Regions from separate parts of the Homo sapiens genome. Here region 1 is linked to region 2. A link is a loop called in an ENCODE intact Hi-C map of the cell type or tissue named here. Cell type or tissue: CD4-positive, alpha-beta T cell. All regions are shown on one strand.

What was found. Peaks named below come from ENCODE experiments on the same cell type or tissue, not always from the same donor. Only the 100,000 strongest peaks of a DNase experiment are listed, where the experiment ranks them.
Region 1: it touches region 2 in a loop (16-fold over the local background); 10 of 110 quality-filtered maps call a loop at or near these places.

What each region holds. Positions count from the first base shown.
Region 1 is chr2:21,310,576-21,315,575 of GRCh38, forward strand. It overlaps LOC105374318 (a long non-coding RNA gene), which reads left to right and starts at 3,546. Exons shown (of 3, transcript XR_939801.3): 1 at 3,546-5,000. In CD4-positive, alpha-beta T cell, no CTCF peak of the experiment used is centred here; no DNase peak of the experiment used is centred here.
Region 2 is chr2:20,659,170-20,664,169 of GRCh38, forward strand. No RefSeq gene overlaps it. Among named protein-coding and RNA genes, the nearest start is that of GDF7, 5.5 kb to the right of the region's middle. In CD4-positive, alpha-beta T cell, CTCF peaks have their summits at 2,493 (motif pointing right) and 2,692; a DNase peak (open chromatin) is centred at 2,502; H3K27me3 peaks cover 2,397 bases.

The sequences.
Region 1 (5,000 bases), 650 kb after region 2:
GGGAGAAACCTTATCAAATTCATTATATATTGGCTGAAAATGTCTCAGCATTTTTTACTTTGTTATCTCGAAAAACTTGTTACACAACAAACCACATTTTTTTTTTTTTTGGTTTGCTTGGCTGCAACAAATTGCAGTCACCATGCATCATAAAACATGTGACATACTTTCTTCCAGGCTTTTTTTTTTTCTTTACCTTTCCAGTTGTAGTAGCAGCTTTTGCATTTTCTTTCAAATCTGCATCAATAATATGCCTTCATTTTCATGTTAAAAAATTACCCATATTCATTTCTTTAATCTGGAAAAATGGTTTAGTTACATTATAATAAAAACAATAATAAACATTTTAATTTAATTATCAATTACATTTTATATTGGTATTATTGGGATATTTACTGATTACAAAAAATATTTTTAAAAACGCAATATTACGCTTATACCTGGAAAAAAATTGTAGTGAATTTGTTGACATCTGCTCAATTGGTGATGTGTTTATGTATAATACTAGAAATAATGCATGCCCCTCATAAGTGCTTTATATATAGTAATATTATTCCATGAAATGGTTAACATGCCATGTAATCTTACACAAAAGGTGAAGTTATGTGTAACAAAAAAATTTTACACTGTTTCAGTCTTTTTTTTTTTTTTGAGACGGAGTCTTGTTCTGTCACCCAGGCTAGAGTGCAGTGGTGTGATCTCGGCTCACTGCAAGCTCCGCCTCCCAGGTTCACGCCATTCTCCTGCCTCAGCCTCCCCACCAGCTGGGACTACAGGCGCAGGCTGCCAAACCTGGCTAATTTTTTTGTATTTTTAGTAGAGATGGGGTTTCACCATGTTAGCCAGGATGGTCTTGATCTCCGACCTTGTGATCCGCCCCGTCGGCCTCCCAAAGTGCTGGGATTACAGGCCTGAGCCACTGAGCCCAGCCGGTTTCAGTCTTTAAATTTAACTTCACTAAAATTAGTTCAAATTAAATATTCAGTTTCTCAGTTGCACTAGTCACATTTTATATGCTCAACAGCCACGTGAGGTTAGGGGCTACCATAATGGATGACACAGATCTAAGACTTCTGGACATCTTGCAGAACATCACATTTATCCATTACATCAATGACATCATGTTGACCGGGCTGGAAGAAGAAGAGGTAGGTGGCATACTGAAAGCTATGGTAAGACTCATGGGGAGCAGAAGAGGAATTCTGCAAATATTCAGGAACCTATTATATTCATAAAATTTTTAGGAACCCAGTGGTCAGAAGCATGACACAACATCCCTCTGAAAGGAAAAGAGAAATTGTTGCATCCTGCACCTTCTGTCTTGAAGAAGGGAGCACAACAGTGCTGGTAGGACTTTTCAGTTCCATTGGTAGTGTATTCTACACATCATAGAGATATTGCTTTGGCCCATACATAAGTAACACAAAAGCCTGCTAGCTTTAAGAAGGCCCAGAACAGGCAAAGTTTCTGCAGTCCTACCACTTCAGCCATATGATCCAGTAGACTCTGTGGTGTTGGAGGCATCGGTGGTGGCAAGAGATGCCACCTAGGGGTTGTGACAAGCTCTAGTGATGGAATCCCAAAGCAGGCCCATGAGGTTCTAGAGTAAAGGCATGCTACCTGCAATGGAGAATCATGGTTTTTTGTTTGTGTGTTTTTTGGTTTTGGTTTAAAAAAGAACAAAAATCAGCTCCTAGTATACTGCTGAGCCCTGATAGTGACAGAATGCCTGACAATGGGGCAACAGGTGACCATGTGGCTGAAACTCTCCGTCATCAGCTGAGTCCTGTCAGACTTTCCAAGTCGTAGGTTGGGTAGACCCACAACAATCCATTGCAAGATGGAAGTGGTGCATCCCGGGTTGGGCATGAACAGGACCAGAGGACACAAGCAAGTACCTGAGCAGGTAGCCCAGATCCCTGTGGCATCCACTACTATTGCATTAGTGATTATCCCTTGGCTCATGCCTAGGACTGTGTGTGGGATCTCATGCAAGCAGTTGAGGAAAGAGGAAAAAGGCTGATCTTGCTGACCAATGGGTCAACCTGTTACATGGGTAAAAACCAAAAATGGACAGCCACCTTATTACAGCCTGGAGGTATCCTTGAAAAACAGCAGTGGGAGAAAATTCTCTTAATTGTAAGAGCTTTGGATAATACACTTGGCCATCTATTTTGTATGAAAAAAGAAAAGGTTTAATACATATGGCCTCACAGGCAGCAGCAAATAGAAACAGACTGGAAGATCAATAACGAAGTCTGGGTTGATAACATGTGCATGGACAAATGCGAATTGTCATGAAGTGTGAAGATTTTTATAGCACATGTTGTACCCACCAGAGATCACCAAAAGAAGAGGCACTAAAAAACCAAATAGGCAAAATGACTCAGCTGGATGATGGCAGCCAGCCTCTGTCATCAGTTACTTCAGTGCTGGCTTGAGGGATACATGAACAGAATGGCCATTATGGCAGAGGTGAATGCTACACCTGGGTTCAGCAACACGGATTCTGAGTTACCAAGGCTAATCTATTTACTCCCACCACCAATGTCCAGCCTGCCAGCAACAGAGGCCAGTGCTGAACACTCAAATTGCACCATTCCTTGAAAATATAAAGTGGCCACTGGTGGCAAGATGATAACACTGGACCCCTCTCATCCTGCGAGGTGAGCAGTTTCCTTTCACAGGAATAAACACATAGAACTTGTGTGGGTATAAGATTTTCCCGCCTACAGGGCCCAGCCAGCACCACTAGCAAAGAGTTTATGTAGTGTTGCATTCAACAACATTGGATCCAACTGGAAAGGGAAAGAGGGAGGGTGGGATGGGGTTGGGGGTAGGGGAGAGAGAGAGCAAGAGAGCTGCATTCCCAGAATGAAAGGAGTTCACATGCCTAGAGAGGTATCAGTAAAGGGGAGTGGGAGACAGAAAGTTGGAAGGTTTTTCAAGGGGTGGATCATGGAAAGGCCTTGTAGGCCATGCTAACAAGTTTGAGCCATATGGATATAGGTAACCAATGAAGGACTTTTTTTTTTCTTTTTGAGACAGAGTGTCAGTCTGTGGCCCAGGCTGGAGTGCGGTGGTGCAGTCTTGGCTCACTGAAACCCCTGCCACCTGGATTCAAGAGATTCTCATGCCTTAGCCACTCACGTAGCTGGGATTGCCAGCATGCCCCACCATGCCTGGCTAATTTTTGTATTTTTAGTAGAGATGGGTTTCGCCATGTTGGCCTAGCTGGTCCTTGAACTTCTGGCCTCCAGAGATCCTCCTACTTTGGCCTCCCAAAGTGCTGGGATTACAGGCGTGAGCCACCGTGCCAGATCCCACTGAAGGATTTTAGAAAGGTGGGTGGCATGATTGGATTCGCCATGAACTCCTTATTATCTCGGACTTTATTTCTTACCTTATTTGTTGAGAAGAAGAGGGATGTGAAATTTGGAACTAAATTAAAATCCATGTGAGCCAGGCCTCTGTCCTATTTATCTCAGAAGAATGCCCTCTCATTTTTATAATGAGACAATCGCCAAGATTATACTTTTTTTAAAGTGGCAAAAACATACAAAAGGAGTAAAGGGGATCTTTGCCTGCTCATATTTGTGAAAACCAAGAACAGAATATAGAAATGCCCAAAGAGCATGTTTGAATACATCTCTTTGTAAAACATGACAGAAAGGAGTGATTATTTAAATTGGACAGGACTTTGCATTCCTGGCTCCTTGGTGGCAGTGCCTTTTGTCTGAACTCTTTTACTAGAAAAATGTCACAAAGGATAAAAAATGAGTCCAATAAGTTTTATTCAATTTCAGAGTCTATTATATATTCTGTTTTACACAAAGCATATAATTTTAAATTTCATAGATAGGCACACTGAACATACACTTGGTAGATATACAGCTATTTGTACGAGTGAAATTGAAACCCTCCAGGGAGGGTACATTAATAATTCCTTACTTGTAAGACAGAACAGCCATCTCATATTCCAAACAAAGCCCGGCCAGCACAGAAGTGATTCATGGTCATTTATGAAAACTGATTACCAATCACCAGATTGTAAAGCCATGGCAACATTTATTTTTCAATCTCATAAACAATAAAGCTCCTTTTTGTTAAACACATGAGGGACCTCTTTCCCATGGAGGAGTTAGTAAATGCAAAAGCTAATTTTCCACATCTGACAGCATTCATGAAAGCTGATGAATACATGTATGATAAACACATATTTCAGTAGAAAGAAAAATTAATGTGTATATACCTACATAGCGTTTTCTTTCACTGGGGTGTTGATCTGAGAGTAGCGGTCAGGGGAACCTGAATCTTTTATTTTAGTGCCTCAAAGGCAAACATTTTCCTAATTGGACAGTTTAAAATATTCAGTTCATTAATCCTAGATAAAAGCCATATTCATATTTAGCTTAAATGGTTCTTTTCAACAAGATATATTAAAATTGTAGTTTCTTTATTTAATAATGAGAAACAAGAGATCACAATAATGTCTGATTTGTAGCTTATTCTCGATACTTGGTAAAGACATTAGACAAACCATTTATGAATTTTCTGTCAACAAAGTGTCCTAAGGTACCACCAGGAAGAACCAGCATGGTTTTGTGACCCACAGGTCCTGCTGGGGCTGCTTTTTCCTATTCCAGTGGTTGAAAGCCAGGCCAAGTGGACACAAAAAGTAGCAAGGTCATTCTCTGCTTGGCCTTCACTTGTTGTGTCAATGTCTGTTATGTGTCCCAGGGAGACAGTAACTTCTCCAAGGTCAGCCTGAAAGCCTGGAAGTCTTCTCCCCCATCCTGTAGCCAAAAGTGGTGGTGAAGGGATATGAAATCCAACACTGAGTGAAGGGGTAGGAAGAGGGTGGGGGGATGGAGGAACACAGGCAAATCAATTTCCCGTGATGTGCATAATTGGTCTTACACTTGGAAGTGCTTCTGAAAACATTTTCATTCAGAGTGAGCTGAAGAAGTTTAAGAAATAAGCAGTCCTAAATCAGATGA
Region 2 (5,000 bases):
TAAGTTTGATTATTTGGTTAAGGTCAATTCTGTTTTCAGAATTTTCTTACAAGCATGTTTTAAGATTTTTATGAAGCTCCAACCATGGACATAATTCTTGCTGGTTCCTGCAATGAACTCAGAAAAGTATCCCTTACCCAGACTGTATAAATATTTACATATTTTCTCCAAATACGCTTATAATAGTTTCAGTCTCTAATAAATTCTTTGATTCACTAGGAATTAATTTTGGTTTATGTCACAAGAGTCTATTTCCCCCTCTAAATACTTAATCAAGCATCTAGTGTCATTCACTGGTAACTTTTATTAAACAAGTCATCCTTTTCCCTCACTGGAATTGTCACTATTTTTCTACATATTTTCAAAGATTGTTATTTGTTTCTGGATTCTATTCTGTTCCCGTGATCTGTCAATCCTCCTTCCAGTGCTATATGGGAATTGGTTTATTTTGATATCTGATAATGAAGATCTCCAAGGAGGATTTATTGTTTGACGATGTAAAATGTGAGTAAAAGCAGAAAGATGAAAGAGAGAGTCCCAAGGAGGTTTGAGGGCTGGGGTGGCAGGGCAGTGACAGGCAGACAGAAACATGTCTATCCGTGTGGCTTTGGCTTGGGTGTGAACAACTGAGAATCAGCCCTTTGCCCCACCTCTCTATTCTGCCCACCCTGTATCTCAGTATAATATATCATGGCGTATTTCCAAGCCATGCATGTGGATCTAACTCAGTCTCACACTGGGGGAATCATAATTCACTCTGAGGGTATATTATCATTTTGTCCTTACTAGATTAAGTATCATCTATTCCACTTTTTATTATCACCTCAATTTTAAACCTTGTATATTTATCTTCACGTGTGCAAGTATAGCTATAAATGAAACAACATTTTTACAAGGGAAAAGTAAAAGTGCTGAATCAAAGCCTTTCCTTCTTTAAAATGTTGATGCTCTTCTTGAAAAATCTTTTTTTTTTAAATTTAGATAGCCTGTATTTCATGATCCATGTTCTTGAAAAATCTCTACGAACTTATATTCCTGCCAAAGGTATATGTAGATGTGCCCGTTTGCCCATCCTTTTGCCAATAACGGGTTTCATATTTTTCAGTTTTGCTAGATTTAGAGAGGAAAAAAGTGCTATCTCATTATTCTTTCAATTTTGCAGTGATTTGCTAATGACTTTTTAGATGTTGATTCTGTAACCCAGTGTTTTTACTAACTTCCAGATTTGTGTCCCCAGCAATGAGGACAAGCATTTTGATTAGAGTCCTCTAGCTCCTCATTCAAACCAGGAATGAAGACTCGGAGGACAGAACCTAGCTGGGCTCTGTTTTAGTTGCCCTAAATTAACACCTTATTTAGGATGGATCTGCTACCTAGGAAATGAGGGTGAGAGGGCACATGGGGGAGTCATAGCCTAGGGCCAGGTTCCCAGTTTTGTAAGTGCCTCGTTCTTTGCGGGGCAGCCTCGGAGACTGCCTCCTGCAGACAAATCTCACAGACACCTTTACTATGTGGACCAGAAGAGCTGAGACAGCCAATCCCCAGACACCAGGATCCGGTCAGCCCTGTGATCCTCCGGGTCAACACTCTGTTTCAGGAACTGGTGGATCATTTGTTCCCAATATTGTCATCCTCAGGGGTGGCTGCAAGTCTCATATCCTAGACTGTGGACACATCTTCTAGTTCCTCCAACTCTGTTCCTGTCAGCCCCTATCTTCCCAGGCGGCAGATAATTTGGTTCCTCTAATCATTGTGGGTCTAGAACAGAAACCCTGAGCTCTATCTAAGTAAGACTGGAGGGCTGGGCATTCCAAATTATTGCACAAAGAGTCCGCAGCTTTTTTTCCAAAAGTAGTTTTTTGTTTGTTTGTTTATTTGTTTGTTTTAAATCTCATGTGTCCACAAAGGTCTCCAAGAAAATCTACTGAAGACACAGCTGCAGAACATTCAGAATACTGAAATCCATGGTGAGCAAGTCCACAGAGGGGAAATGCCTCCAAGACAGTGGCCACACCCAGGAGACTGAATGAACAAGCTAGATGAGCTGGCCTTCCAACTGGTTAAACCAGGACTTACCCAGATGGCATGAAACGCCACCATTTTTTTTTTTTTTAACTGAGCCAGCACTGGGGCAAGGACTTTTCCTACTTGATTTAATCTACTCTTTGACACACCCCTTATAAGTAGGCAACCCTGTCCCTGTTTAAAGACAAAGAGACAGAAGATGACAGAGGTTAATTTAATCAGGGTCACAAAGCTCGAACACAGCAAAAGTGGATTGGAAGCCAGATCTTTATCATGACCCTATACTGTAGTCTTTTTCCTGGGTCAATGGAAGCATATGGTCCTTGTCACTCATCTCCCAGGACACCTTACAGCCCCATGCGAGCTTGTTCACCTGCAGAGGCCCAGAGCACTGGTTCCTGAGTCTTCTCCCAGTAAGTAGGAAGTTCCTCAACACTGCACTGCTGTTACAACAAGTAACCAGCAGATGGCAGTGTCCACCAGCCCTCCCTGATTCGTCCCAAACCCAAGGGCTCTGAGATGTCCCTTTTGGAAGGCTTCTGGTAAAGAAGCTACCTTTCTCCCTTCTTCTCTGTTGCCTCTCCTCCCCCTCCCGGTAGCCTGGGGCACAGGGGCAGGCCACGCCCAGCGGCCTGGGGCCAGAGCTGTGGCTGACCCCAGTGTGGATGCCAGAGCTGTTGCTCTGAGTAACCTGGGGCCGGGTATCACCAGTTGAGCCTGGGAAATTCCTCTAGCTTCAGGAAGCCCAGCCCTGGGCATCCTATGGGGCTAAGCCAGAGCCCGCTGCAATCTTCCCACCTTGCTGTCCCAGGTCTTTCTGTGGGAGACATTTGCAGCAGATTTCTGGACTGAGAGGAGTCCATCATCACCAGACCCAGAGAGGGTGGATGGCTCTGCAGGCTGTTGTCATCAACTTCTGTCCCTTGCCTTCCCTGGGAGACCTAACCCAGAGCCCTATCTCCTCACCTCCAAACCTTTCTCCAGCTCTGAGTCAAAAGGCCCAGAGGCTACGGTGGGTCCAGACAGAGGACAGGCTCCTGGCTGGGTCCCAGGCAGTGGACCCATCTCACACTCTTCCCGTCTTTCACTGCAAACCCTGTGGACGTTTGATTGTCAGCCTCACTGCACATCTGGGGTCTAAAGCCAGGAAGGGTGAGGAACTTGCAGCCCAAGTTTAGAGGCACGATTTGAATTGAGGTCTCTTGACTCTCAGGATTATCAGTTTTATGTTCCAAGTTAGTGCATGGCTGCAGGGACCCAGCATCCCCAACAGAGGAGAGGGGAGGGCAAAGGCTGACCCTCATTATGTTGCACCCACAGGGTGCCCTAAGCAGAGGTGAGGCAAGACCCTCTGGGCTGCAATGGAGAACAAAGGCCCCTGATCACAGGGGGACCCAGGATAGAAGATGGCTATGATGCCAAATGACAGGCTACTGATCACATCCCCTTGTTGGGGACTTGGCTTCTGCATGTGGACAATGTAGAGTAGGTTGCCTCTAAGGGATCTTTTAGTTGTCTTGTCATCAGACATGGGGCCAGGTGTCTGGGTATGGCAGGAGACCCTGGGCAAGGCTGAGTAGGCTACAGCTGGGGCTTGCCCAAGTTCCCGTACCTGACAGTCGCTTCAAAATGGCTGTAGCTGGCGGGATCCAAGACTAACTCCCTAAGTAGTATCAATCTAGTGTTGTAGGTTCCCAGATGACATGCAAACTCCCCACAGCAAAGGTACCTTCGAGAGATGTGGCTCTCCTAGTAGTAGTAGAGAGGACTTCCTCACAACCGGGTACAGGAAAGCACAACCGTAATCCCAGAACTTTGGGAGACTGAGCCTGGGCTCAAGAGGATGCTTTGAGGCCACCCTTGGCAACACAGCAAGACCCTGTGTCTACAAAATATTTTTAAAAATTAGCTGGGTGTGGTGGCTTGTGCTTGTAGACCCAGCTACTAGGGAGGCTGAGGTAGGAGGATCACTTGAGCCCAGGAATTTGAGTTACCGTGAGCCATGATTCTGCCACTGCACTGCAGCCTGGGCCACAGAGGGAGACCCTGTCTCCTAAAAAAAAAAAAAAAAAAAAAAAGAACAAAAAAGAACTTCCTCCCATTCAGAGGTATCAGAGGCTGCCTTGGATAGGGAGTTCCCCACCTCTGCAGGTATGCAAGTGCAGCCCAGGAAGCAATTTGTTATGATTCAGGCATGCATGGCAAGTTGGCTTAAATAATAACCCCAAAAGTTGTTTTCAGATCCTTGGATTCTATGACTGAATCAGGGACTTGGTGTTCAGAGAAAACAAACAGCTTCTGCAAGGGGTGGAAGAGCAGCAAAGTGCTCTGCAAGGAAGGGTCTGGGGCGGGAATGTGGGAACTGCCCCTCTTCATCCCAGTTGTCAAACATCGCCCCAAGCAGGCTGCTTTCCCCTCCTCCCTCCGTTGGAGGCAATCTCACCTTCTCTCTCTGAGGAGGACTCAGCTGGAGTCTGGAGGTCTGGGGTTTGGGGGTGATCAGATGGATGAAGAACTAAAGTTAGGGCTTTCAGGCCCCAGTTTTCTCCCAACCTTCTCTGATCTCTGCTCCTGACATCTGCCTCTGGGCCTCATCTGCTCCCCAGTGATGGCTGGGGCAACACAGAGGAAGGTTTTCATTCTCAAGGCTCTTAGTGCAGTTAGCATGTGGTGCACAGCTTCAAGGGCTCCGGGCTGTGCAAACTAGCTCTCTCCTGCCCAGCCAATCGACCTAAGGATCCCCACATCACCTAAGAGGAAGTCCCAACTGGGCAGGGCACCTGGAGACCTGGGTCATGGGCAGGTCCTGCTGCTGGTATGACAGGCTATTTTCCATGGCAAGTGTTTTCCGCTTCCAGTTGCGAGCAGTGGCAGGCAAGAGTCCCCTGGGTAACACTTTCATAGTCTTCACCTGGACTAGAGAGGTCCTTTCTTTGCCAAGAATTTTCTAGAAAGCCAGAGAGGAAAGGCAGGCA